Linked DNA regions of Mus musculus: regions 2 and 3 are each linked to region 1. Evidence: chromatin loops called from intact Hi-C (ENCODE). Cell type or tissue: heart. All regions are shown on one strand. Links, peaks and the distances in the headings refer to the core of each region. The heading gives the core; the rest is flanking DNA.

Region 1 (9,954 bases), core at 698-8,697:
AATGTTTTTATTGGTTTGTTTTTATTTTTCAATTCTTGTGATTAAACCTAAGACCCTGGGCATACTAGGCAAGCACTTTACTGCTGAGCTACAGCGCAACCCCAACTGGAATACAATTCACATACTAGAAAATGTACTCATCTAAAATGTAGATCCGTGTGTGGTTTACTCTCAGAGTTCTATAATCAGTACCATTACCCAGTTTCAGAGCACTCTTAGCACTCCAAAAAGAATCTGCGTACTCGTGAACAGTCTCCCTTCAATGCCTGTGCACACGAGAACCCAGCTGTCCCAGCACCTGTTGAGGGACCTAGTCTTTTTCCATTGAACTGTTACTCGTATCTTATCAAGTATCAGTTGACCATAAATATGAAGGTCTATTTTGGGGTTCCCAGGTCCATTGATCTGTCTGTCCTTTGCTGGTGCACGCTGCTTCATTTTCAGTAGTTACATGATAAATTCTAAATCTAAACTGTTCTTTTTCAGAGCTGTCTTCTGTAATCCTAAAAATTATAGATATAGCCTGTCAATTACTGCCTCAAACAAACATTAAAAAAAAAAAAAAAAGCAAAGATTTTAATGGGAATTATTTTGAATCTGACAACCAATTCAGGCGAGGCATGGTGGCATACGCCTATAACCCCAGAACTCCAGAGGCAGGAGTAGGAGCATTACCACAAGTCTGAGGCCACCCTGGGCTGTATAGTAGGTCCAGGCCACGAAATAACATACATCGAGACAGAAAGCAGTTCAGGAGCACTGCCTTCTTAATATGGCCTCCAATCCACAGGTACTGGGTGGTTTTTCCATTTAGTTCCTCCTTAACTTCTTTCAGTGATGCCTCTAATTTTCCAGGCAGAGAAGTCTTGCCTTTCTTTTTGTTGGGCTTATTCCAAGGTGTCAATACTTCATCCTTTTTGGATGCTATCACAAACAGGTTAGTTTGCTTAATGTCACTTTGAGGCTGTTCATCTCATGTTTATACAAATACAACAGATTTCTGTCTTTTGTCAAGATATTTTAAATATAAAACACCATGTGGTCTGCCAACAGTTTTACTCTTGCAATCTGGACACAGCTTGTGTCTTTTCCTGCTTTATTGCCCTGCTCCCTGCCCCTTTAAAGCCTGTCTAGTTTGTTTCAGTTCTGGGGATTGAATCTAGGACGTCACACAAGCTAGGTAAGTACCACCCCTGAGCTAGCCCCCGCCCAGTCTACATAGTTTCTGAAGTCACTTTTTTTCTCATTATAATATGAAACATGCCAAAGTACAGGAGCAAGAGAGGAAGTAGAACTCCTAAGAGCAAGGTTGCCATCTGTAGTTTGAATAGATCTCTGGGGCACCTCCCGAGCTTTACAGTGGAATGATTTTGCTTTATAGCAGCTGGACCCAGTGATCTTTTTTTCCCTAGAGCCTCTGAAATCAATTTCTAAATAAATTTCTTTTTAATTGTGTGTGTTTGTGTGTGTGTGTGTGTTCGCACATGTAAATGCAGGTGCCCATGAAGTCCAGAAGAGGGCATTGGATTCCCTGGGGCTGGTATGAGCCACCAGACATGTGTATTGGGAACCAAACTCCAAACATCTTCTGGATGTTTGGGTCTTTTGGAAGAACAGGAAGTGCTCTTAACTGTGGAACTAAGCCATGAAACTTTTTTCTTTCCAAGTTTTAGACATAAGCCCAACACCTGCCCTTTCTTAGTTATGAAAATCAAAGATGATATGGTCACTTTTACTAGTGCTAATCCCTTCTCCTTCTCTGGACAATTTTTCCTTGCCAGCCAGAAGTAGACTATTTAACACTTCTTACTATATATCCTGTCTTCTGAGAAATAAAATAACCAGACAATAGAGCTGTCAGCCGTTTAACCATTACCCTAAGGAGACTTTGACAAATATCTCTACCACATCTGAAGCTTCCTCCAGCCTTTCACTGCTAAGATCTATAGGCGATTCTACCAATCTGTTCTTTCCATTTAACTTCAACCTCACTCTTTATTTACCCTCTTCCTGGCACTTGCCCCCCCCCCCCTTGGTGAGCATCTGTACAGGGGTGAGCAGATTTTCTCACTACCCCAGGCTCTTCAGGCATTCTACCTGGAAAACTTTCCATCAAAATGAAGGACACACTTAGCTGCCTCACTTCTGTGACTGTCCTGGTCCAGCGCATATAATGTGACTTCTGTTTTCTCCAAAACAAGAGAGAAAAATAAAGTTTGTGGGAGTAAGACACATAATCAAAGGTTATGATGAATGGCTTACAATAAAGAGGAATGTTTCCCTCCATGATGCCGTGGCTCCTGTGTTAGTCAAATGGAAAAGAATAAGTGACTTCATAGATAAGCCCCTTCCCCAAGTTTCTGTGAACACTTAGTACTTCCAGCTAGAAGCAAAGCACCCAGGTCCCTAGCCAGGACCTAACTAAAGCAAGGTCCAAGAAGGCCAGCTCTCATGGACATCTCCTTTGTTTACCTCTCTAAGTGCCAAGTCTCCAGGACAGGTGCCCTCTGTTTACTGTTTTCCTCCTGGAAACCAATCACTTCCCCCTACTGCTCTCTAAAACCAATTTCAGATGCCACAAGTGAAGATTCATCCAGCTTCCTGTCTGTAGTATCTTCTTCTAACCCCAAGGTCCACTTTGGGCCCTTTGTGGAATAGCAAAGCCACTGGCCCAAGCTCCCAGCTAAGGTGATTCCTCCCTGGGTTGCAGCTTCTACTGAGTTCCAGCTCTAAAAAGGGCTTAAGAAGTATAGCCATAAGCCAAGCGTGGTGGTGCACACCTTTAATCCCAGCACTCAGGAGGCAGAGGCAGGTGGCTTTCTGAGTTCCAGGCCAGTCTGGTCTACAAAGTGAGTTCCAGGACAGCCAGGGCTATACAGAGAAACCCTGTCTCGAAAAACCAAAAAAAAAAAAAAAAAAAAAAAGAAGTAGAGCCATGAGTCAAATCTCAGAACCTGCCTTTTAGCCCTCTCCCACAAAGCTTCTCAAAACTGAAGCACAGAAGAATGAGAATATAACAAAATAATATGAGGCGGGGAAAGAGGATTGCTCCACCTTCCTGAGAATTGCGTTGTACTCTCCTACCTGAGGCTTGTTTACGAGTCAGGCTACAGTCAGAGGAATGCACTGTCTTCAGGCTAGGTCAGTACAGAATCAAGAAAGGCTCCCTAATTATGCATAGGTACCGTGAGGCCCATGGCACGTACAGGAGGAAATGGTGGGACTGCTGTGTATCTGCCACCAGTACATTTTAAAATGCTATACTCTTATTGCTCTAAGCTTAAAAGTTCTCTCTTCACTCCTGTAATATTATCCTGATAATTCACAACTGCGACTACCAAGACCTTAATGTACCACCTGCTTGCCATTTATTTTGTTTTTGTTTCCTAGGTTTTGTTGCTGTTCTTATTGCTGTTGTTTTGAAGACGGTCTTTTGTTGTCTAGTCAGGGTTATCCTAGATTGCGTTATGTAGCCCAGGCTGGCCTGGAAGGCAAAATAACCATGATCCAGCTTCCCCAGTCCTTGGATTACAGGCAAGCACCATCTCAACTAGCCCTTTGCATCTGTCAGTTACTGTAATATTTCTAGGTTCATTTCTGAGTTAACATATTCAACACTGTTTTCAGCTAATTTAAAAGCATTACATGAAATAATTTCAACATTATTTTCCCCCTCTCTTCGTTCACATTTCAAACTACAGTGTATTGCCTTTGTTGAGTTCATTCACAGTGTATCTACAGGCCTGGATTTAACATATTTCTTGTAGTGACAACTTTTCTATTTTTTTGGAACTCTTTAGGTCACAGGAGGGGAAAAAAAGGAGGTCATACCTAAAAGAAATGGCATGTCCCCAAGACAGATGCAGTTTTCTGAACACCTGTTGAACATCAAATGATGATGAGTGTTCTAATTCCAAAACTCAGGATCCAGATCTTAAATGTTCAGTCACTTTGCTTCGTCTGATAAGGATTTGAACGTCGATTCTTCCCAAAGATAGGGAAATAGACGCCTCATTTAAAAAGCAGTCCGTTTCATTGTAAATTATTTCTCATCGAGTCACTCTAGAGGAAGCTGTGTGGTTGGAACTGCAGGGCAAGCCGGTTATTGCTTCCGGAGACAGAGTGACCGTGACAAATATTTTCAGTTTGTCAAGGGTGAAGAAATGGAAACTAGCAAACAGTAACCTGACACTCCCCTTCAGTCCACAGGCTGGTGAGGCAGCTACACTGTAGGCTAACTTCCTATAGACCATAAAGCTGGATGATAGCAGCCCCGCCGCTGTGGCGGAACGTGGCACCTAGGGCATGGCAATACTCCTACTGTGGCATTCACTCATTCATTCATTCGTTCGTTCGTTCATTCATTCTCACTGTGCTGGAAGGTTACCTCTCCACCTAGGAGCCGCATTCCTTCATTATCACTTTCAGCACTAGGTTGCACTAATGATGAGCCTTGCCTTCTCTCCCTTTCCTGCACTCCCAGGCCAGGGTGACAGGCTCAAGGAAGGCCTTGGCAACAGCAAGGAAGGGGCTCGCAGCGCGCTGGGGGCCGGTCTCAGGGGAGGGAGCCTTGGGAAACGGGACCCGGGAAGGCGACGGGCCACCAAGCTCGGAGTGTAACCTGAGGGCAGGCCGTGCGCTAGCGGAGGGGTAGCGAGCCGACGAGGCAAATTACCTGATGAACGTGGTCTTGCCCGTGCTGTACTGGCCCACCAGCAGGATCATGGGCTTGTTTTCGAAGTCGGCGTCCTCCAGCGCTGGCGAGTGAAACTCGTGGAAGCGGTACGCCTCCTCCAGCGGCAGCACCTTGCGCTGGTACAGAGAGCGCAGGCCGCCCGTCACCGTCTGCACCGCGTCCATGCCGCCCGAGCGCTCGCGCCCGCCAGCCTGCCGCCCCATCCAGCTGAACATGCTGCCGCCCCACAACTTGCCGCCGCCGCCGCCGCACTTCAGTAAGAACCCCAGAACCCGCGTCGCTCGCTCTCTGTGCCCGACAGTAGCTCTCGCCGCCGCCCGCTCCTGGGTCCGCCCCCTGCCGCAACGACCAATCATCAGCCGCTGCGTCACGGGCGCGCGCTCATTATTCAGCAGCGATCTCAGGTCCTTCCTCATTGGGCGTTTGCCAGCGACTGGGTGGAAGCTCTAGCCAATGGAAAGGCGATCCTTGAATTATTGATGACGGCATCGGTCTAGAGGGCTGATCCCGGAGAGGGTGTAGTCCAGGCGGGGTGACACAGGCGCGTCTACCCGGGTACATCCTTCTGGCCAGGTGGCGTTGGCTTCCGGGCAAGTCTGAGCTGGCAAGAATGAACCACCGGAGGCTGTCCTCCTGGAACTCGACTCATCCCAAGTCTCCGGACGTGGATACTGGGGACAGAAAACTCAGAAAGTTGACAGACAAGTTCCTTTTCCTGGGGCAGGTTATTGCCCTGTTTACTACTGTCGAAGATACTCAGGCTCACCGATATAATTGGCAAAAATTGGAGAGAAAATGGACTTCAATCTATTTGCGCAGACACTTCTGCCTCCATTCAACTCTGGATCAATTAAAGGCCTCTTTCTGCTAGACACTAGTAGAAATAATTGACCATCACCTGTGTATCCTAAGCGAGAAATAGTGTTAGCGCATTTTCAGTGTGGCCAATGAGGCCAGCTGCATAGGAATAACCCAAGAGGCTTGTTAAAATGCAGGTCTCTAGTTCTTGATACAGACCCACCAAATAAAATGTTGAGAGATGCAGCTCAACAAATGCCTGCAGATGATTCTTGTCTGCATAAAGTTTGGAGAAAGATTGTGTGGGAATGACTTCTTGAACTTGGTGGAAATGCAGAGCTGATTCAGCAAGTAGTTGTAAAATTGCATTTTAAAGATCGTTCAGGTGTTGCCAGTGCAGCAAGGGTGGTTTTGTTGTTGGTGGTGGTGGTGGTGGGGTTTGGTTTGGTTTGGGTTTTTTATTTATTTGTTTATTTTTATTTTATTTTATTTTATTTTACTTTTATTTTGATTTTTCAAGACAGGGTTTCTCTGTGTAGCCATGGCTGTCCTGGAACTCATCTGTAGACCAGGCTGGCCTCGAACTCAGAAATCGGCCTGCCTGTGCCTGTGCCTCTGCCTCTGCCTCTCTGCCTCTCTGCCTCTCTGCCTCTCTGTCTCTCTCTGCCTCTCTGTCTTTCTCTGCCTCTCTGTCTCTCTCTGCCTCTCTGTCTCTCTCTGCCTCTCTCTCTCTGCCTCTCTCTCTCTCTCTGCCTCTCTGTCTCTCTCTGCCTCTCTCTCTCTCTGCCTCTCTCTCTCTGCCTCTCTCTCTGCCCCTCTCTCTCTCTCTCTGCCCCTCTCTCTCTGCCCCTCTCTCTCTGTCTCTCTCTCTCTCTGCCTCTCTGCTTCTCTGCCTCTCTGCCTCTCTGCCTCTCTGCCTCTCTGCCTCTCTGCCTCTGCCTCTCTGCCTCTGCCTCCCAAGTGCTGGGATTAAAGGCATGCACCGCCACTGCAGGGCATCAAGGGTGTTTATGACAGCTTTGTTCGTCACTAAAACTTGGAAACAACCAAGATGGCCTTTAGTAGGAGAATCACTAAACTATGTATATCCAGACCAAAAGCTGCTGTCTCTAGGAGGTGAACTTATTAGTGAAGTTTCTAGCTACAAGAACCAGATATATCTACATGCTAGAAACAACAATTGGACATTCAAGTAGAAAATCTGCATGCCTTGGAATAGCACCCAAACAAAGAGATGTTTAGTGCTAAATCTAAATAAAATGTACCAGATCTATATGCTGAGAATCAAAATATATTTCTAAGAGAAATGGAGACCTGAACATACTGCCCATACCTACCCTGTTCGTGGACCAGAAGACTCAACATTAAGATACAAAATTTTCCCCAATTCGTTTAATGCAATCCTCAGCAGGTTTTTGTTTTAGTCAGACTTAACAAAATGATTCTCAATTTCACATGATGGATGTGAAGTTCCCAGAATAAATACAACAATGTAAAATATAACAAAAATGGAATTCTTATATTACCTAATTTCAAGACTAATAAAGCTTTGAAAATCAAGACCCGGTGGTATTAATGCAAAAATTATCTAATGAACATAAACTAATGATATTTCAGCCACAGGCAACAAGTTTTTGTAAGTTTATCTTGACTTATGACATGTTTTAGTTTGTATGAGTACACTCCATGGTGTTTACACAATGCCTAACAATGCATTTCTCAGAACACATCATCATTACCTGTGATGAACGAATATATCGATGGAACAGAGTCCGAAAAGAGGCCTACACATACATAGTCAACTGATTTTTAACACAATAGATAATTTAGTGGATAATTCAAAATGTGTTTGTTTTTCATTTTGGAGCAGAGTCTTATACAACCAAGCTGGCCTCAAACTCACTAGACACCTGCAAATGACCCTGAACGCCTCTGCATTCTGCCTCCATCTCCCAAGTGCTGGGATTACAGGCATATGCCGCTGAGACTGGCTAAGCAAATCTTTTATAGAATCAGTTTAGAATGTTAGAAACGTCACATGCATGAAGCAGTGGGTTCTATCTGCACTACCGACAACAAAAAACACTATCCACATATAGTTCGAGAACAGTAGGATTTCTGTATACAGAAACATGAATTATGGAGGGTTGTAAACCACCAGTGGGTGCTGGGAATTGAACCCAGGTACTCTGCAAGAGTAACCAATGCTCTTAACTAGACCCCCAAATTATGTGCTTTTAATACATACAGTTGATTATATGTCAACCATTCTTTAATGAGTTGCAAAATATTCATATATTTTTGACTCGGGAATTTCATTTTGAAGAAACTATCCTGGAGTTATTTACCCAGAGGAATAATGAATATAAAACTTTATCTGAGAATATGGTTATTATCATTTAGAATACTGTAAAGCTGCAACTAGCTCTCTCCTCACAAATTTAAACAAACAGCGGTTTCCTATGCAGTACCTGAACATTGTATTATATAAGAAGAATTTTGGATTTGGATTGTAGCTCAGTGGTGGAGTGTTTGCTGAGCATGTATGAAGCTCTGGACTTCATGACCACCTGGGCTATGAGACTCTGTCTAAAACAATAAAATAACCAGAGACTTGAAAGATGTCTCAGTGATTAAGAGCACTGACTGTCCTCGCAGACAATGCTGGTTTGATTCCTAGCACTCGGATGGTGGCTCATAACCATTTGTAACTGCAGTTCCTGGGGGATTTGATGCCCTCTTCTGGCCTCAAAGGGCACTGCATGTATGTGGTTTATAGACATATAGGAAAACACCCATACAGATAAAAAAATATTTTTTTAAAGTGGAAAAGATAGATTAGAGAAGCAAATACACATGCAATTATAGAAGACAGCATGGTAGTTACTCAGAAAAATATGAGTGGAATTACTATAATATATAATTAGTATAATATAACTATACATCCAAAGGGATGTAAAACAGGGTCTCAAGGAGGCATGTGCACATCCATGATCACATCCATGATCACAGCCGCATTATCTACATTTGCCAAGAGGCAAAAGCAACTTGAATGTTCATGTATGCGATGTGGAGAGCACAGTGTGGTGGTTGTTATTATTTAGCCCTGCCACATGGGGCAGCATGGGTGAATCTTTGGAGCTATCCCGTGGTGAAGAAGCCAGCCTCAGAGAGGTGACTGCAGTAGGATGCCACTTTCTTGGAGATTTCTGAAGTAGTCAGGTTCATAGAAACAAGAAGTCAAGTTCAGTGGTGGTTACCAGAAGTTTCGGGAAGGAGGAAACAGGGCATTGTTCAGTGGGTATAGAGTTTCCATTTTGCTAGCTGGAAAAGCTACCGAGAGCTGTTGCACAATAATGTGCAGTGCTCACACTTGCTGAGCTGTGTGTATACTTAGAAATGGCTAAGATGAATTTTGTGCTGTATGGTATTGTGTTGTATTTTGTTTTGCTTTGTTTTTGAGCCAAGGCCTTTCTTAAAAATTAAATTAGTTTAATGTTATATGTGTGGGTGTTTTTGTATTATGTTTGTGCATCACATGCAAAGAGGCCAGAAAGAGGGTGTCCAGCCCCCGCCCGAGGACTGGAGCTATAGATGAATGTGAGCCACCATTGGTGCTGGTGATGGGAATTGAGCCTGGTCCTCCTAACTGCTGAGCCATGTCTTTACCCTTTATAGTGTTGGTTTGTTTGTTTGTTTTTAAAACTTTGTTTTTAAGTGGATTTTTGTATTTTTGTTTAAAAATTTTTTAAATACCCAAGGAAAAAAATAGAAGTAATAAGCTCCCAAATTGTAATGCTCCCAGAGTGTGGGAAAAGATAACTTTAGTTTTCTCTTTATGGGTTTTAGAATTTTTCAAACTTTACAGAACAATCACACTTTTGTCTTACAAGCAGGAAAGTAAGGAAGACAAATGAGCTGCCTTTAGGCCTTCAAACAGGAGAGGAAGTCCTGTGGTGCCTCCCTGCCACCCCCACCCTGAAGGCAGGGCTGCCTGGCCTTCCCTCCTGCCTTCTGCTTCCTGCAGCTGCATTCTTGCTCTTGCTAAGTCCCTCACTTAGAGGAGGGGTGACTAGTCCTCTCCCTCACCATCTTACGTCCATTTATAAATGGTGCTAATCCTTTGGTTTGCTTTATTCCCACTAAACAGCTCCAATTCCACCAAACTTTTCATTTGAAGCCAACTAGCCAACTTTTTTTTTTACAAGCTAATCCCATGACTTGCAGTTCTACAGTGAGTGTCATTACATGTCCAGAAATTGCTGTGCTATACAATTCTGTTTAAAAAAAAAAAAAAAAAAAGCCTGATAATAAGATTCACAATTCTCCTTCACTATTTGGAAGTTTTAACATAATTCTAGCACTGGAGAGATGCTTTCCTCCCCCTCACCCCTTGACATCTGCAGCAGGCAGGTGAGCTGGCCCTAAGGTCATGAGAATGGGAGAGCTGAAGCACTCTG
Region 2 (9,954 bases), core at 1,131-9,130, 180 kb before region 1:
CCAAGGTAATTTCTTGAAGTAGTAGCTAGATGAAAAATTCTAGCCAACTTACAAATCTATGAAGCATGAGTATGTGGTATTTCCCCTATCTCCATGAGCTAGAACAAAACAAAACAAACAAAACCTGATAGCAGCAAACTTTGACATCGGTGTCAGCCCTAGGGGTGTTTGCAATTTTTGAAAAGACAGAAAAGATCTGGAGTAGCAAAAATACTGTTAATGCTGTTAACAGTATTTCTTGTTAAATGCTATAAGGACGTTGGCAGCTAAGGAAATGATGGATTATATCATGGGTGCCTTTTCAGTTCACAACCTACCCTAAGGCTCTATTTTGAGGCTTGAGTCTTCCATCACTGATAGATTAAGTTCAAAAGTGTGTAAATTGAGTTACTCTGCGTGAGTCATTGTGTTAGGCTGGCCGGAATCAGAAACGATTCCAACTGCGTTAAATCCCAGCACTTGGAATGGAAAGGAGTTCTTTTGGCAGCATCCCAAACCCCCCCCCTCCTTTTTTTTTTTTTTTTTTTTTTTTTTTATGAGTTAGGAATTAAATTTCAGCCGTAATCTCCTAGGCCCACCAAATATCAATCTTAGGCCTGGAGGCGTGGTTATCAAAGTTCTCTAAGAGGACCATGCCTGATAATACCGTAAAAGGCCAGGTTCTCTCAATTCTAAAGCAATATTACATTGACCTTCCTTTAGGAGCGGTACCCACAATTATACTGTGCAGAATCCGAGACCTCTGCGTTCTTGGTTCATTCCTTGGTTCCGCCCCCATAGGCATCAGTCGTCCAATCGGGAACCAATCTGCCACAGACCGCACCCCCTTTACTAGGCCCCGCCCTCCCAGCGCAGCTCGGCCCAGGCTCTAGTTCGCGTTTTGAGCCGCTGGTGCCACCATAGCTACTGCTGCGGCTGCGGCAGCAGAGCTGAAGCCGTCGATCGCGATGCCGGAGGGCGCTGTGAGCTGGGCCCCAGCGAACGGGGGCGCTGACGAGTAGTAGGGTTTCTGAAGTAGGCAGTGGGTGTGGGGGGCTAAAACGGAGCTCCCAAGACTCGGGTGCGGGAGGGAGCTTCTCGCATCGGCTCGGGCCAGCGTGAGCCCGGCGGCCAGCTCGGTGCTTCGGCCCCTTGCCCAGTGGCTTCGGAGGCCTCCTCCCTTGGACACCTCAGTTACCATGGGAACACTTGGGCTGTAACCGGCGCCCGACTGGTCACTAGTTCATCCGATTCTTCAGTTAAACGCCTCTGGCAGGTGTGGGCCTGACATTTCTTCACTCCAGGGGTCGTCCTCCCCTTGTAAAAAAAAATCTAGCAGGCTAGGGTGGGGATGGGGAGTGGGAAAGCGCAGGGCAATGCCCAGAGTAAGAGTTGGTGACAAGCAGAAGACACCTACTGTGATGATAAGGTTGCTTCTGCCATCTCAGGCCAGTGAAAGTGCATATCCGAAGGCTGTGTTGAACGAGAAGGCAGTACCGCTGTTGAGACAAGTCCAAAGGCTAGGCCAGGGACTGTCCTTAGGGGCTCCTCGTTATGATGGCTGGAGAAGGGTCAACCATTACTAGCCGTATCAAGAACTTGCTGAGGTCTCCATCCATCAAATTACGCAGAAGTAAAGCAGGAAACCGGAGAGAGGACCTCAGCTCCAAGGTGAGTCCTGTTGGGAGCCACCTCTTACCTACTCTGTCCTCTCCTGCACTTCGTTCCTTTTTTTTACCTTTCTCTTTCTTGAGGGGCAGGAAGGGGGTGGAAGAATGAAATTTCTCTGTTGGCTTTAAAAGATCATATACGCTTATCTTTGACGACCTGATTTGAAGTTGGAAGAACAGCAGGCGTGGGTGGGCATGCTGAGACGCAGCCATGGCTTGAAGAAGGGCATAGGAAGGCAAACTGGGTTTAACAGGGCCTCAGTTTAAACTAAGTGTGTGCTTGGGAAACAAGTTGACATTTTATGACTCAGTTTCTCTTCTTAGAAGAGTACAGTGAGATCACATATTCTGTAAAGGACCTAGCTGTGACTAATGTATTAGTGTAACAGTTGGGGTTATAATGCCAGACTGTACAACAGAAAGAATATACTAATACACTTCATCTAAGAGAGCAAAACAATTTTTTGACAAGCTTAGTGATGCATGCCTGTAATCCCAGCACTAGGGAGTCAGAGGCAAGTTCAGCCTGGTCTATATAACAATTTCCAGGGGGAGCCAGGGCTACATAGTGATACCCTGTCATGTTCAAAGATGTAGAAGATTGGGCTGGCAAGATTGGACTGGTAGAGACCTTTGCCAACAAGCCTGATCTGATTTTGATTCCTCGGACCCACATGGTGGAAGGAGTAAACCAACTCCTGGAAGTAGTTCTCTGATCTCCACATGTGCATGCACATATGCAGGGGAAGAAATAAATGTAAAATGGTTTATCTCTTTAAGATACTTAAGTTGCTGGGCTAGAGCGATGGCTCAGTGGTTAAGAGCATTGGCTGCTCTACCAGAGGTCCTGAGTTCAATTCCCAGCAACCACATGGTGGCTCACAACCATTTATAATGAGGTCTGATGCCCTCCCTCTTCTGGCATGCAGGTGTACATGCAGATAGAGCAATCATATCCATAATATAATATAAATAAAGATACTTAAGTTGCTTTAACTGGAACGTCTTGGTTTCTCGTGATAACATGAAGGAGCCACGTGTGTGTGCCAGAAAGGCAGCTCTCCTGGTCTGTCCTTGTGGCACTGCTCATTCTGAGCATTGTATGCCAGCATCCTTCTTCTGGGCAGACGTTCATCCATCTTCCATTCTTATACATGTCTGGGATTTGGTCCTTATACTTTTTTTTTTATTTGTTTGGTTTTGTTTCAAGGCAGGCTCTTGTTACACAGTCCTGGATGGGTTCGAACTATAAACTTGTGCCACAGCCTTCTGAGTGCTGGGATTGCTGGCATGCCCAGCTCATATTTTATTCAGTTTTGAGACTCATCACAATTTGGGGCATACAAAAGTAGAATACATTTATTTACAAGATTTCCCTTGAGGGAGTCTTGAGCATTGTTCCCACAGGATCAGATTAGGTTTTGTGTCTTCCTAGGAGCCCATAAACATAGTAACTCTGTGTGGCATAGGATTGCCAAGGGCACAGTCCTTAGAGACAGCAGCATATTGTTGCTCTACCTTAGCAGAGCAATAATTGGCTTTGGTGCCCCTTTCAAGGATTTTTTTTCCGAGACAGGGTTTCTCTGTGTAGCCCTGGCTGTCCTGCAACTCACTCTGTAGACCAGGCTGGCCTTGAACTCAGAAATCCACCTGCCTCTGCCTCCCGAGTGCTGGAATTAAAGTCGTGTGCCACCGCGCCTGGCAAGGATTCTTATTAATAATTGTTCCTATTCTCTAGAGACAGAAGAATGGGTACTCCAACTTAGAAACTCATAGATAAAACTTAAAAAAAAAACCTTTCACTTATCATTATCATTACATCATGATGTGTGGATGCATGCAGCCACACATGTGCCGTGGTGTTGTGGAAGTAAACATGGAAAGCATTTTTGCCTACCAAGCCATCTTGCTGTCCCTAACGATATAGCTCCAGCTGCCCTACAACACCTGACTGTGTCTCTCTCTCCTCAGCATATCCTGCTGTCGTGCCCCACCATAACAGGCACCTTTCTGACTCGTGGCAGTGCTATTAGACCAAGTTTCTCTTCTCTTTTGGCTCTTTTTCTGGCCAGGACTAGTAAACATAATAGGGTATATTATGGGAGTTCAGCTTGTGGTATGAGTACTTACCATGAGTGCTCTAGAATCTGGAAGATGCCAAGGCCATCCTTAAAGACTGGCACATCTGTCATCATTAATGTGTTCTACAAGTTGAGTGCCTATAGGGTGACCAACAGTGAAGAATACATTATCCTTGCCACCAAGGAGCTTGTAGCTAATTAGACATGTGAACAAGTAATGACGACCAGATTTGGTAAGTGCTGCCGTAGAAATATGCACTGAGTTACTAATGGGATTACGGGGGGAAAGAAATTAGGAAAGACTTCACAGAAGAAGGATATTTGAACTGAGTCCCGAGGTAAGAGAGGGTCACTCTAGGAAAACAGTAAAGGAAGACATCTCTGGCATCACCATTAAACATTCTCGTTCCAAGTAGGAGATCGGTGCTGCCCTTTTACTTGAGTCAGAAGTGTCTCTGTGCACCTGCCTTTAAACATATTTTTTTGTGTGTGTGGTTTTTCGAGACAGGGTTTCTCTGTATAGCCCTGGCTGTCCTGGAACTCACTTTGTAGACCAGGCTGGCCTCGAACTCAGAAATTCGCCTGCCTCTGCCTCCAAAGTGCTGGGATTAAAGGCGTGCACCACCACACCCAGCTAAACATATATTTTTTTAAAGATCTATTTATTTAATTTATATGAATACACTGTAGCTGTCTTCGGACACACCAGAAGAGGGCATCAGATCCCATTACAGGTGGTTGTGAGCCACCATGTGGTTGTTGGGAATTAAACTCAGGACCTCTGGAAGAGCCGTTGATGCTCTTAACCACTGAGCCATCTCTCCAGCCCCATTTTCAGTTTTTTTAAAGATTTATTTATTTGTGTATTTTATATAATATAGGCACTTTGAGTGTATATCTGCATACCAGAAGACATCATCTGAAGTTGTGAGTTGCCATGGGAGTGCTGGGAATTGAACTCAGAACCTTGAGAAGAGCAGTGAGAGAGTGCTCTTAACCACTGAGCCATTTCTCCAGCCCCTGTGTCTTCATGTTCTTTACCCCTTTCACAGCGCACTGTGAGGACACTGTAACTAGACAGTGAGTGGGAAAGGAGTACAGGGTTGAGATAGAGGTGTCAGTGCAGATGAATGCGGACGTGCAGAAGAATAAGAGCTGATCAGGAAGAGCTCTGAGCTCTTGAAAAATCAGAACCAGGATTAATGAAATAGAGAGAGCACTGCTTATTCCAGGCTTTTTACTCAGGAGGGAGCCATTGAAACATGGTTAAATATGGTTTGAAGCCAAGATGAGAGCCAGCAATAAAGGGGGGGGGGGTTAATGACTATAGGGAAATTAGATAAGCAATGAGATTTTATCAAGCCTTTTCACAGGAAAGGGGGTTTCTATATAGAGTAAATTGGAGAAGACTGGTTTGAGATTTGATGCCAGGGCTGCAGATACTGAAAGAACTTGAAGCTCTCTTCGTTGTGACTTTCAATTCCAAATCCTGTACATTTGGTGTTCCCCACCTCTCATCTCAGCTGAGGCTGCGTTTTCTTCAGGAAAGAAATGTGTGTGCTCTTGGTAGCCAATCCTCTCTCTCCCCCCTGTTCCTGAAGCTTCTGAAGACTTTTGTATAGATGCAACTTGAGTTGTTCTATTTTTACAAAGGACAGAAATGGCTGAGCCGGCAAGATTGAAGTTAGGAACACAAAAGGATTGCCTGTGCTAAAGGGTCTTTTTAAAAGCCATCTTTCCTAGTCTCTATTAACCTGCTGTGGGTTATATTATTCTCTCTGATAACACCAGGCAAGGCGGTTTTCTTGTAGCCCAGTTTTATGATTGCACAGCTTTTCTTGTTCTCTCCTGTATGATTACATGGGCTTACTCTGGGCCTTTTAATATACGGTAGCTCTAAGAAGGATGTGTAGGTAGGTTTCATGAAGGAGCAAAGACTGCAATAATCTGATCAGCCTTTGCTTAGTTTTTGAGCCCAGATATTAGTATAGAAAAGCCTCTTCTGCCTTTTTGTTAGAGGGAGCTGTATTTATTTTCAAAGCCTTTGTGAATCAAAGACTAGTTTGGTGCTGACTGCCTGGGAGAGTGGTTAGTAGGGCCTCAGATTATTAACATTTTAAAAATAAGTATTCTGCGGCCTGGGGATGCAGCTCAGTTGGTAGAGTGCTTGCCTAACATGCATGACACCATAAGTCCCATCCCCTGTCCCCCACACATATAAACCAAGCAAAGCAACACACACCCAAAGTCCCAGCACGTGGACAGTTGACACTAGTCTGGATTATATGAGATTCCATCTCAAAAAGAGAAGGAAAAGAACCCTTTTCTCAGGAGCCCTTCTCACTGTGTGGAGGCAGAGCCCCATGGAGTGGAGTTTGGTAGCTGGGTGTGTATTAAGTTCTGTCAGAAGCCCACCGTCTGTTATGAACCTCTGGCCTAAGTTGGTTTTATATCCCAGTCCAGCAGTCCAGCCTGGGACATATGCTCTTTTCCATCAATAGTTTTTTATTCTTGTCTGTCTTCTAGACTCATAGCTGCACAGAATGTGCCGTGTGTATCTACCAGAATTGCACTGCTGTGAGGTCAGACCTATGGAGTCAGTTGTTGTCTTACAAAGACAGTTCCCAGGAGTTTCCCTTGCCATCAGGAGCAGGAAACTAGATGATACCATCTGATGAGCCCAGGCCAGCTTTATGTCTCACCATTCCAGGAACAGCTCACTTTAGGACACCTAGGAATGAACAGATCTCATTGTTTGATATATACTTTCTAAACTCTCCACTTGGGACAGATGAACAAGAATAGAGGTCTAGGGCCAGTAGCTGAGCCTCACCCCCAAGCCCCTTAAACTCTGCCCTCTTGCCTCAGCCTCCCCAGAGCTAGGATTGTTGGCATACGCCACCGTGCCTGGCGTGGAGTGTTCTGTGTTAAGGCTTATGGAGTGTCTTGAAATCCTTAGATTGTATGAGCAGTGCTGCCCTCCTGGCTTGGATCATCTTCCCTCGGTGCCACTAGCCTTTGAAGTGATTCTCCTCACCTCTGCCCTTTTGTCTGAAAATATCCTGGCCTCTTCAGAGTCTGAGTTGTCTCCAGGGGCTCTGCCCATCTCCTTGGCTACACTCTCTCCAGAGTCTCTCCCTCGCTTTGCTGTTCTGGCCACATTATCATGTTGGATCAGCCTTTGGTATTTTTTTCAATGCCAGGATTAAGCCCAGAGGCTAGACAAACACTCTACCACCACGTGTCCCCAAGCCCTCCCTCAACCCCACTGGATTCTAAGTTCCTACCAAGTAGACCTTGGAGTTCTCTCCCATCACTTCCATTTGTCTCCTGTGTGTTCTCATTTCTTGATGAATGAGGAAACACAGGTAGATGTGAGGCAGAAGCCTGATTCTCTGCCATCCCCAACCCCTTGACTCTCCAGCTGGGCTGGGAACTGTTATCACTGCCCCTCAGAGAGCAGGCCAGGGCTTGAAATCTAGAACTGTTTATTTAAACTAAGCTTCTCTGTGAACATCGACTATCAAGCTGTCCTTAGAGTATCTGTTGGTTTTACTTCATGTTTAGTGTTGTTAGGGGGAAAAGCTACAGTGTTTTCAATAGGCTTTGTTATGTTAGACATCTGTTTGCATTGCTACAAGCTAAGCCTCCTAGTTCTCCTTCAGTGCAGAGCACAGAGTTTTCTGCCTGCCTCCTTTGCACAGCGCTTCCCCAGCTCTCACCGAGTGCAGGCCCAGGCTAACCCACCTTCTTTGGTGTTTACTGTTCTACTGCTGTGAGAATTCCCTCCCTAGGGAGACATCAACTGTATCTACTCCTTCCTTATAAAGTTCCAGTGACAAAGCAAAGTCACATTTCACCAGAGTTGACCCTGGGGAGCTTATTGTGCTTGCTACAGAGCATGGGGAGGGGGTGGCAGGAGTTTGGGGGACCCTAGAGCGGCCATACTGGAAAGTTGTCACAGGATATGCATCCTTCTTCAGCTTGTATGCTTCAGCTCCTCTCCAGACACTCTGATAGCGTAGTGCACATGCAGTCAGGGCAGTCACATAAAAGTGGCTGGGAGGCAGAGGGAGGGGAGCAGCCGGAATCTCGGGGAAGGTGCAGTGATTAACCCTCTACCCTTCTCGGAGAGGACATCAGCAGACAGCTTGGTGGTGGTCTCTTGAAATCATGGCTGATGGGATGAAGATGGCAGCTGTTCTGCTTGGCTTTGCCTTCTTTATTTTTCTTAAGAGGAGAACTTCTTCTGTAGGCCAGGCTAGCCATGGTAGTTCTCCTGCCTCAGCCCTGCCTCCCAATGCTGGGATCAGAGGCTTGTGCCACTCCCACCCTTAACTTCTGTTATCTCCTACTTAAAATTTAAAAATGAAAGGGGGCAGGGATTAAGGGAGAATAGAAGTGAGCATGACAGTCACTTTTATGTATTCTGTATCCATCCCAAGGGAATCTCCCATTTTCAAAAGAACATCTAGAAACTTTGATAGCCAGTGTATAGTGTACAGGTTGGAGAAGGTGGGGTTTGTTTGTTTTTTAAATGATTTATTTTTATTTTATATGAATTGGTGTTTTTCCAGCATAAATATCTATGTGAGGTGTTGGATTCTTAGGATTTGAAGTTTTAAGTGTTGAGACTTTTTCACATCCTTCCTTACTCTGCCCTTGTAACAGCAAGCCCATATAGTGCTGCTTTTGGTTTTCTTTGTCTATTTCTTTCTCTTTTTCTTTTACTTTTTTTTTTTTTGACAAATCCTTGCTGAGTATTGCAGGCTGGGTTCAAACTCACAGCCCTTCTGCTGCCTTAGCCTGCTGTGTGCTGGTGGTAGGAGAGTCTCACCACACCAGTTGTGTTCATTACCTCATACCCAGGTTCTGAAGGACACTTAGTAGGGCTCACAGAGCAGTCTCCTCTTAGAGTGCCTGGGAGTACATTTTACTCCCTCTCACTGCAACAGAAGAAGTGTGTAGGGCTTTTTCCTAGTCTGTAAAACAAGCATTTGTTAAAGACTAGATTTTTAAAAAAGATTTATTTATTATTATACATAAGTACACTGTAGCTGTCTTCTACCAGAAGAAGGTGTCAGATCTCCTTACAGGTAGTTGTGAGACACCATGTGGTTGCTGGGATTTGAACTCAGGACCTTTGGAAGAGCAGTCAGTGCTCTTACCCACTGAGCCATCTCGCCAGCCCCAAAGACTAGATTTTAAGCTCACATGTCTCATCCTCCCCTAGCACTGAAATGAGGCTGAAGATGCTTTCTCTCCTTTCTTTTTCATTCATAGTTGAAATTTAAATTTACTTGAAAGTCTTGGCACACTTAGTGCAGTCATATGGTGATAATCACCCCCCCCCCCCACACACACACACACTCACACTTTGTCAAATGCTCTTTTAGAGGCTTCGTGAGAAGAGAGGTTGGTGTTCTTTGGAAATGTTGCTTTTTTATTGGTGCTCCGGCTGGAACCTAAGGCCTTGGTCTAATAAACTGAGCTGTCCCGGGAGCCAGCTTCCCCTCTGGTTGGGGTGTGAGCACTCCTTTTCCTTGATGAGGTGTTACCATCTCACCGTCTGAGAGCTGCCTCACTTCAGCGGTGCTTGCTCCATCTCCTTATATGTTCGCCTGGTCCCTTAGAGGTGCTGGCATGTAACAGAGAAACAAAACTCCTACAAATATATGAAATGCAACATGTAGAAGAATTTATGAAGCATAATGGTATATCATGAATAATTGCTTCCATCATACATGCTGGAAACTGATGACACTTCAGATGGATACTAGGTAGCTGAGCTGGAGTTCAAACCTTGACTTACATAGTTCCAAAGCCCAAATGTAATCATTATTCTGTATCCCTCCCAAGGGAATCTTCATCTTCAAAAGAACGTCTAGAATTTCCATAGCCAGTGTACAGTGTACAGGTTGGAGAAGGTGAGGTTTGGTTTTTTAAAATGATTTATTTATTTTTGTTTTATTTGAATTGGTGTTTTTCCAGCATAAATATCCGTGTGAGGGTGTTGGACCCCCTGAAGCTGGATTTACAGACAGCTGTGAGCTGCTGTGTAGGTGCTGGGAATTGAACCTGGGTCCTCTGGAAGAACAACCAGTGCTCTTAACTGCTGAGCTATCTTTCCAGCCCATTGGTGGAGGGGATGTGTTGTTTCATTTTATTTTTGTTCTGTTTTGTTTTAGATACACATTTTTATCAGAGTTTGGTGGAGTGGCGCA
Region 3 (9,954 bases), core at 690-8,689, 56 kb before region 1:
TCAGATTATTTGTTTGAGGCAGGGTCTTTCCCTGAACCTTGACTTATATTTCTCTGGTAGGAGAACAAAAATTGTGATCTCCAGGGTGTGCGGCAGGGCAGGAGTTCTGAGCTCACATTTGGAAGGAGAGCCGCCCCCTAGCACTTAGACTGTAGAGGGGACAGAGCAGCCTATTGTGTCTTCAGAATGGACCTCCCAACACCTGCAAGCAGCCAGCATTGTGCATTTAACCTGCTGTGATGAAACCCAGTTGTCTGCACCTGGCCGGGCCCTGGAACAGGCAGGCCTGCTATGTACAGTGAGTTCTGGTTCTAGGTCCTGCGTGCTCGCTGGTTGATTAGAGCCACAGGATTCTAATCACCTCCACCATCAGCAACAAACAGTGCTCCAGTACTCAGCCCTTCTGCTGACAGTGTCACAGCGAGGGCGAATGAGTCAGCTGCTGAGGAGGGATAGAGGGCCTTCCTACACAAACATTCCAAAGTGCCTGGGTAAGGAGTCTGAATTACCCTGGGTGCAGGGACACCTATCCCATCCTTGGGGACTGACTCTCAGTCTTGAGCACACAGGGTACCTGTGTCTGGCAAACAGCCATGTGGGGATGACATTTGCCCAAACTGCCAGCCTGCAGAGGACAGGAATTCTGATGGCAGCTGTATGAAGAAACAAAGAGCAAACAGCCACAATTCTGCAGGAATGACTAGAAAACAGCAGCTATGTCTGCCCAGAAAGCACACAGGAAATAAACTGGTCCCTGAGGTCCTCACAGACCAAGCAGAGGTGTGAAGGACAAGCTGTTGCCCCTCAGCAGTTTTCAAGCATGTGATAAGGCAGAGCAAGGGAGATGATGGCTCTGCTGCCCTCTGCTGTTCAGGCAGTGCAACTCATCCCCCGGAGAGGAGGGGGGTGTTGGGGGTGGGGTGGGGGGTAAACTCTTCAGGCCAACTGAGTGTGCAGTAACAGCATGGTGTTTCTAGTGTTCTCAACTGGCAGGACAGTCATTGTGTAAAAGGCCAGATTCCTTTAAGACAGACACAGAGCAACATGTGTTGAAGTAAGGGGCTGTCCAGGTGATCAGCCATCTCTATGGATTGGCTAAGTTCTGGAAGCTGTTTTAGGCTTCCTATATATTTTCAGTTAATATCAGTTGTTCTTGGATTTCTGATGGGGTTGAAAAACCACATAGTCTCCTAGCCAACCCAGGCTTTTTACTTTGATAGGAAGAGTTTTGAGAGGATGGTTTTCAGTTGGCATTCAATCTAAAGCCAAGGCATAGCCAGATGTAGAATTATAAGTCTTTTAAGTAAGGATAGATGACAGAGGTTCTGTTTAATTAACAAAGATGATGGACTGGGTGTTAGGTCTCTTGTACTTTATAAATTACAAAATAATAATAGTTATGTTCAATTATATCTGAGACAAAATAGTCTTGTAATTGGACAGAAAGGGGGAAATGCTGTGGAGAGCCCTGGGGCTAATTATATTTATGTTAACTCTGTTATCCTGTGAGTGGCTTCGAACAAGGACTGAGTCAGCACTCAGGTGATTTCCTGTAAACCTGCTTCCCACCATAATTTGTGAAATAAAGGAGAGCTGATGATTGGACAGATAAAAGGAAGGGTGGAGCAGAAGGTTGGGAGAGAGGAAGGAGAAAATGGAAGAGGGAGAGGATGTAGAGGAGGAAAAAGAAAAGCGGAGCAGAAGCACCTCAGGGAACTGGAGAAACCACAAGTCTAAGGGGTCTCATAGATGTGGAAGACGGTGGTAGTGTAGCGGGAGATCTGCCCAGTCTAGGCGCACAGCATGTATCCATATTAACTGTGGTGTGTTTTCATTGCCGGGGCATACCTGGGAGATTTACCTCAACAGGCCCATGTTAATGTGCACAGACAGATACAGGTTCAGGGTCTATTTCTGTTATGGGAGCCCACCTAGGGTCATGTGAGAGGCCCAGAGGGATGGAGTGGAGCTTCCGGGTCTTAGAGCAGTCACTCTGTGGTTTGGGCAGTGTATCACTAATGAGCACCATGACACACATGGGTATTTTTCATTTAAGCCAAGATACTAAGTTCCCTTCCAAATTGAAGTTCCTTTATGAAGGGTGCAAGGGAACAGCTGTTCTGCAGTTGGGCCATGGAGTGCGGGACATAACCTAAGGTGTAAAAGAAAGTCTCAGCTGGGCAGTCGAGGCACACACCTTTAATTTTAGCACTAACAGGCAGAGGCAGGTAGATTTCTGAGTTCCAAGCCAGCTAAGGCTACAGAGTAACCCTGTCTCAAAGGAAGAAAAAAAAAACTCTCTGGGAAACAACTAACCACCTCAAGTTAGTTATCTTGTGGCCAGAAAAAAAGAATTTCCTTGGGCTGGAGAGATGGCTCAGCAGTTAAGAGCACTGACTGTTCTTCCAGAGGTCCTGAGTTCAAATCCCAGCAACCACATGATGGCTCACGACCATCTGTAAAGAGATCTGATGCCCTCTTCTGGTGTGTCTGAAGACAGCTACAGTGTACTTATATATAATAAATAAATAAATCTTAAAAAGAAAAAGAAATTCCTCTTCCGAACAGAACACCCATTTTATTGCTAGAAAGGAAAAGAATATATCTCTGTATTTGTCATAAAACAAATTCCCTCCTACTTGGTTGCCTAGTCTAGCCTTGATATGAGGGTTTGTGCCTAGTCTTATTACATCTTGTTATGTTGTGTTCAGTTGATAGCCTGAGAGGCCTGATGTTTTGTGAAAAGAAATGGAAAAGCAGTGGACTGGGGTGGGGGTTGGGGGTGGAGGTGGGAGGAGAGGAGGGGACTGGAGGAGGGAGGGGAGACTGTGGATGTATTTTATAAGAATAAATTTTAAAAAAAAATTAAAAACCAACCATTTGACTAGATCCTGCGACCAGATCATAGCAGAAGCACTTGCCTTGACTGCAGACATAAGGAGCTGTCACCAGAACAGTGAGTCTCATCCGTTTCCCCGCACTGGCCACGTCAGCGTTTCATTTATTACAGCTGACCTCACCTCTGTGCTGCCCACTCCTTTCTTCCTCATCTCCGAGGCCAGTGGGGAAGAGAGTCCCAACCTTAGCCACACGTTCACTTTAGCTACTCTCTGCCATGCAGTAACACAACCGTTGGTCTCAGGGTGAAACCTATCCACCTATCAGTTTCTTAAATATTGAGACCAAGTTTGAAAGGAGATTTACATACGAACCTAGTCTTTAGCTTCTTCTGACTCTGTGAGTTCATATTCCCATAGCACAGTGACTCCCCACACAGGCATGCCATACATTCTTCAATCTTCCTGGACCCAGGGCCCCAACAAGCCCCACTCTGTGACTGCGGAATCATTTACCTGTAGACATGCTTTGGGAACCCACATCTCTACTAGATATGAAGAGACAAAAAGAGGTGACATTGTACAGCTGGTGGCTGCGTGCCTCTGAGCTCCTGTCATGTGCTTTATAGGGAGGACTGTGGGCCTGTGCAGATGTAACCAGCTAGGCAATGTGGCAAGGACTCTAGTTTCTACAACCTCCTCTTGACACTGTTATGCGTCTCCCAGTACCTGCATGGCCTTGACCTCAGGGAAGTCCCCTGCAGAAATCTGGTATTCTCGCTGCAGCTGAACATAGATTTCCGGGAGCCTGTAGATAAGTTCTCGCTTCTTATTTTCTTTTCCAAACATATTTGGCATTTCCTTCTTCAGGTAGCTGATGATGTAGGCGTGGACCTGAGGGGATATGTCAGATGAGCATATCACACTTTAGACAAGAGATAAATGAGACCCCATTCCATGCACAATTCTGATCCTCAACCACAAGAGAAGATGAGGAGCCAAGCAGCCTAAGGGCAGCTAGAATGCACTTCCAGAGTTCCAGAGAGTGGCCTGGACCAGGTAATCCGAGAGCTGGATTTAAGGAGGAACCAGGGGGAACACATATGCTGAGACTACACAGGAAGGGTAAGCAGAGAGAACCCCAGTGTCCAAGACTGGGTAAGGGGTCCCAACGAAGTAAGAATGACCACTGGGCACGCCTCAAGGGGCAGAATGCTGTCATCTCCACAGGTGGCACTAAGTAACTTCTGTATGAGACCAGCTGCCTGTGACCAGGCTGGACGAAAAGCTCTCTGGGGAGGAAACGCCCCTAAGGGCAAGCGATCCCCAGCAGGGCTGTCTGGCTTGTCACACCCTTCCCTTACAGTCCCATTATTCCACTTACTTCCAACTTCAGCTCAGTAAGTTGTATTCATTACAAAAGTTTTCTTTATAGAATTTTAAATGTACAGAGTAATTCAGACACCAAATAACTAAGATAGGAAAGGATATTAAAAAAAAAAAAAAAGGAGCAGGGGCTGTCGAGATGGCTCAGCGGTTAACTAACTACTCTTCCAAAGGTCCTGAGTTCAAATCCCAGCAACCACATGGTGGCTCACAACCATCTATAATGAGAGCTGACCTCCTCTTCTGAGGTGTCTGAAGACAGCTACAGTGTACTTACATATAATAATAAATATAAAAAAAAGGAGCAGTGATTTACAAATTAACTACGTAGAATGGAAAATGCTACTAAAGAAAACAGACTTCGTTAGCATCTAAGAGAAGGAGGAAGCTGGAGAGAGTGAGCAGATCTGGGCCATCTCTCAGCTGAGAGCCTCTGGTATGTGTGCACATGGGCGGGGCCAACAGGATCTGAACAGCAGGGCAAGCACGAGCAGCGTACACGGGCCATCTGCAGATGCGTGCGTTGGGCTGTATGACTATTGCTTAGGGACCAGCTTCTTAAACAGTGGCTGTTTAACTGAATGTTGGGGTTATCTGAAATAAAATTGGCAACAATTAAAGCTTTCTGAATGCATGACCAAAAATGAACGCACAACCAAGCCTGTGAAGAACCTGAGGTGCTCACTTGCCCCTGAAGTACTGTGTGACTTCATGGCAACTTTGGTTCTGAACATACAACACGTGTACTTGGCACCAAGCATGATGTCACACCACATACTGACAACAAACTGTCCGAAATACCTCTGCTCCGATCCAGACTGTTTGTGGGTTTGTGGTAATAATGTTTTTCAGTTAGTGCTGGGCATGGTAATTCACGTTTGTAATCTCGGCTCTTAGGATCCTGAGACAGGAGGATTGCCACAGGTTGAGGCCAGCCTGAGCTACACAGTATGTTCCAAGTCAGTGTGGGCTACTGAGTGAGACCTATCTCTCACTTGCCCCTGCTAAAAGAATTCAATAATAAACCAGAAACCCAAAAGATAATTTTTTAAGGTGAAAATATGTGAAACGAAAATATATGAGGATGCAGCCAAGTCCTATTGAGCAAGGGCTTGTTATTCTGTTCAGATCAAAGCTGGTTCTAATAACACATGTGATTCTAACAGCCTTAAGGAGGACTTAAGGGGGCCTTTCGAGGCATCTGAGGTCAGCCTTCAGAGAAGCAGGTTTCCATATATAGGCTTGAGCACTGACATCCACAAAGCCCAAGCAAGGATGGAGCTATTTTTAAAGCCTTGCAGTGGATAAGCATTTACGGGCTCATCACTACACACCACACAGAGACTTTCACACACTTCAGCCTCTATCAACCCGATGAGCTACAGAATGCCAAACTTCTCCAAGAAGGAATTTGACACTGCACGCAGGAAAGCCAGGCCCTGTACATTACATGTGACTAAGAGGAAACTACGTTTTTGGAGAGCTAACTAAATTCCACAGAGCTGCAGTGACCCTGAGAGTCCCTGAGCTCTCCTCGTCCTCACCGGCTCCTTCCTCAAAAGCCGCTTTGTTTTCTTGTTGAGTAAGCTTTCCACATGGGTGGGAGTCTTTCCTATCCTTGTGCAGGATGGGGTCTGACAGTGAACTTGATTCACTTTTGGCTTTTGTCCATCTATCCCAAAGAGAAGTTTGAGATCCGCACAGGTTTACAGACAAATAAAACTAAATTCTATTTCCCAAACTTGTATCTGGGCTTTCCTAAAATAGCTTTCTCTGAGGAATCATGCAGTAAGCTTTGTGTGTCATCTCAGAGCAAACAGACTTCTGGCAGGCTGCCTCCCCACCTGACAAAAGGTGAGGAGGCAAAGGCTCGCCCAGACCACGAGAAGCTCTCTTGTTCCTTTGAAGACAGCATTGACAACATAAAAATAGAAAAACAGCAAAATCATTTAATTCCCAGGCTTTTTGTTTGTATTATTAAAATCTCACATCACTGTGAATGATTAAAATAAAAACATGAGCCCCAGAGCCCCCCGGAAGCCAGGAGAGGAGTGGGACAGCATCAGTGGATGTGTAGAGCTACTAACGTCTTGATTTTGGACTTCTGGTTTGTAGAGAGAACTTGTTTACGTCACTAGGCCTATGGTAAAGCAGCCACAGGACACTTACACATGCTATCTGATCCAGCATTTTCCTACCCTCTAGTCTGGTCCCCTGTGGATAGAATTTTTTTCTTCTTTTCCCCCAGGCTGGGGACAGAGCCACGGCCCTGCTCTATTTATTGCTGAGCTTCACCTACAGCCTGTCCCTTGCCTCTTTAAGAATGAGTGGCCAAGCTCATAAATGGAACACAACCTTGCAGCTGCGGGGATAGGGGTACAGCTCTGATGAACACCCACAGCTTGTGCCACCTTAGGGCCCAAGGTCACTGAGTTCAGTTCTGCTTCTTATCCAGCCCAGGCAGCTTCCTGTCCTGATGCTCAGCTGGGGTTGCGACATGTCACGTGCAAATGGCACTGTGGAGCTGGAGATGGAAGTAGCTGTGCCTCAAACATTTTCCTCTGTGAAAAGGAACAAGCCAGATACTATTCTTAGGAAGAAGAGAATATGCTATTTCTTTTCCCATAAGTTAGCTCAGCAAGTTTGACCATCCACCCCCTACATCTGCACAAGGGTTTTCATTATTCAGTGTCAGAACACAGAGGCATTTTGTGCCTTACTAACCTAGGCCATGCTGGTCTGCTCCAAGGGCTCAGGAATGACAGGGAGCACTACAGGCTGTGGTACTCAGCATTTTCCATATTCATATTCATATTCTTTCTCTCTCTCTCTTCCAACTTCCCTCTTTCCGTTCCTCCTTCTTCCCCCTCTTTCTCTCTCTCTTCTTTTGGTCTTTCAAGACAGTGTTTCTCTGTGTAGCCCTGGCTGTCCTGGAGTTTGCTTTATAAAACAGGCTGCTGGCCTTGAACTCAGAGATCTGCATGCCCCTGCCTAAGTGCTGGGATCAAAGGGATGAGCCACCACATCCCACTCTTTCCCTGTTTATGACTGAATATAGCTAGTTGCACGTGTAGTCACTGGCCCCTTAGTGCTGACTGGAAAGTTTAAAATGTCCATGGGCACTAAATTCCATAAAATTTGCAGTCTACAAGAGCTACTAGCTTTGGTTAGAAAGTAATTTAGGCGAGCCGGGTGTGTGGTGGCAGTGGTGGCACCCACCTTTAATTTCATAACTTGGGAGGCAGAGGAAGGCAAATCTCTTGAGTTCCAGGCCAGCCTGGTCTACAGAGCAAGTTTTAGGACAGCCAGGGCTACGCAGAGAAATTTTGTCTTGAAAAACAAACAAACAAAAACAATAACAAAAAGATAATTTACTTTTATATACTTTGAAGGTTAAGTGATTTTGTAATAGCTAGAAAAGAGAAATACCATGTGCTAAAGGGTCACTAAACAGGGAAAACCAGACAGACCTCCTGCCAACAAGCATTCGATCCAGGGTAGTGAGAGCTGCAGCTAAGTGGCTTCACAAACTAGTTAGAGCAATGCCTTGCAGGACTGGAACCAAGTGGCTTAGAACCCTGTCCTGGGGTTAGTTTGGTGACAGAGGGAGGAAAGTGTATGCATGCCGTGGGGTGTAAGAAAGGGAACCAGCAGCTTGTGGAGCTGGGGGCAGCTTCTAGCAGTTCTGGGTTTCACCCTTAAACGCACAGTGCCTAGTGATGATTTTCCAGCATCCCATTGGCTCTGGCAATGCCACCTCTCCTATACTGGACCAGTTGAGATCTCATCATCCTACTACAATGCTACCTGACAGTTTCCTTGTAGTTACTGCGCTGGCCGATCGTACCCAGTGCCCAGGTGCTGTGCCCAGTGCTGTGTCACACAGAATCGCACAAGCACTGCGTGAAAGGCTCTTGTTGGCTCCAGCTTTCAGATCCAACACCAGGCTTCAAAGTCTCAGCCGCCTGCCTGAGACTACAGACTGGGACAGAGCATGGTCCTGGTCCCAAGGCTCTTCTTTGCTTTTTTAAAGTTTAGTTTGTTAGTTTATAGAGAGGGTCTCAGTATAGTCCTGGTTAATTGCAAACTCATAGAGATCCCCCTGTCTCTGTCTCTTGAATGTTGGGGTTAAAGGTACAGTAAGATTATAGTGGGTTGTTTGTTTGTTTTGGACAGGGTCTCACTGTGTAGCCCTGGCTGGCCTGGAACTCCTATGAAGACAAAGCTGGCCTTGAAACTCAAAGATCCACTTGTTTCTGCTGCCCAAGTGCTGAGATTAAAGGTGTCCACCAATCACACTCCCTCCTTTGAACTTTCTGGGATAGAGCTGCCCAATCCTACAAGGGTTAGCAGTGTAATCCAATACCAGCCCAGTGCCCAGTCTGTCATCTCATGCTTACTTTGGCCAACCTTGCACGCTTGATGAGGTCATTGAGTTTGCGCACTGCAGCCTTCTGGGGCAGGCTCTGGATGTCTCGGAAGAGGTCCTGTGCTTCAGCCTCAAAGAGCCGGCGGTTGTCGGTGTTTTGCAGGGGCTGTGCCCAAAATGAACCAATGTAGACTCGAAGTACTTCAGGTGTGTTGATGACCTTGCCCAGAGACCACATGAGGGCCCCATAGACTCGCATCAGCTGCTGTGTATCCACTTGGTCAGCCTTGTTCAGTACCACTCGGATTTTGTCATCCTGGCCCCGGAAGGCCTTGATCGCCTCTGAGAACTCATCTGAGATGTCCAATTTGTGAGCGTCAAAGAGCAGGATGATCCTGTCAACCCTCTCGGCAAACCACTGTAAGACCTGGCAGAAGTCATACCCTGGTGGAGAAAAAGGTCTGTTAGTATGCTGACAACTTTGGGGGACATAAGTTTGGGGGACAGAGTTCCAGTAAAGAGGGCTGAATCTGTGGCAGCAGAGCCTATGACCTGAAAATCATTTCACATGAGGTCTCCTGGAGACAACTTCACTTGACACTCCTGACTCTGACTTCACCCAGCACAGGTCTTGGATAGGTGGCACAATGGACCTCTGATCTTGACACTATAGACCATGGGCTACAGGGCTGGTCTTTGGACGAGTCTCACTTTTCAGAAAACATCTGCAATGAAGAAGCTTAGAGGCCACCTGCAGTTTCCATGGTGTCTGGCAAGCACGGGAATGGAGGAATTTCTTTTAGTCCAAGTTTATAGAGTGTTGAGAAGGTCAAGGGTGGTCTGGGGAAAAGTTGTGATTGATATTTATCATGAGGACTATTTATAGCTTAAGTGTGTTTAAAAAGTATTTTTAAAAACTGTCATACAGAGTATGGTCATTGCCAATTTCTTTTTTAAAATGGCCAGGGCCACAACAAATTCCACTGAGTGTATTTGGCTACCCACCAATCTGTTCCAAATCAAGTAGTTAAGTAAACACTCCTCCTGAGGTCACGGCTGTCAGCCATCTCCTCCAAGGAAGTGAGTTCCCAAGAGAGGTACACAGGCGGCCAGCAGCGGAGGTTATTTTGCTCCCAGGCTGCTCAGCTGTAGCGTAGTCTCCACTTACACACTGTAGCTAAGCCCTCATCTTGCTGCTGCCTTCCCAGCTCGGCTGCCTTGTTCCCTTCCATTTCTAATGGTTTCAAACTCGTGTTAAAAGTCTAGAGAATGATACAATGAGTGCCAACATAGCTACCATGTAATTTTAACATGGTATCTTGCTTACTGCAGATACTTTGAAAAACCAAGCCTGGTTTATTC

The links. Peaks named below come from ENCODE experiments on the same cell type or tissue, not always from the same donor. Only the 100,000 strongest peaks of a DNase experiment are listed, where the experiment ranks them.
Region 2: it touches region 1 in a loop (3-fold over the local background); 3 of 42 quality-filtered maps call a loop at or near these places.
Region 3: it touches region 1 in a loop (2.8-fold over the local background); 19 of 42 quality-filtered maps call a loop at or near these places.

Annotation. Positions count from the first base shown.
Region 1 is chr2:120,149,565-120,159,518 of GRCm38, forward strand. It overlaps Ehd4 (EH-domain containing 4), which reads right to left and starts at 5,011. Exons shown (of 6, transcript NM_133838.4): 1 at 4,676-5,011. The coding sequence starts at 4,911. In heart, for the core only: a CTCF peak has its summit at 8,253 (motif pointing left); a DNase peak (open chromatin) is centred at 5,077; H3K4me3 peaks cover 2,809 bases; H3K27ac peaks cover 3,005 bases.
Region 2 is chr2:119,971,519-119,981,472 of GRCm38, forward strand. It overlaps Mapkbp1 (mitogen-activated protein kinase binding protein 1), which reads left to right and starts at 1,181. Exons shown (of 30, transcript NM_011941.3): 1 at 1,181-1,650. The coding sequence starts at 1,534. In heart, for the core only: no CTCF peak of the experiment used is centred there; no DNase peak of the experiment used is centred there; H3K4me3 peaks cover 855 bases; H3K27ac peaks cover 348 bases.
Region 3 is chr2:120,093,397-120,103,350 of GRCm38, forward strand. It overlaps Ehd4 (EH-domain containing 4), which reads right to left. Exons shown (of 6, transcript NM_133838.4): 4 at 8,624-9,036; 5 at 3,567-3,731. Among named protein-coding and RNA genes, the nearest start is that of Sptbn5, 9.5 kb to the left of the region's middle. In heart, for the core only: CTCF peaks have their summits at 863 (motif pointing left) and 1,063; DNase peaks (open chromatin) are centred at 805, 4,685, 5,595, 6,685 and 1 weaker place; H3K27ac peaks cover 6,095 bases.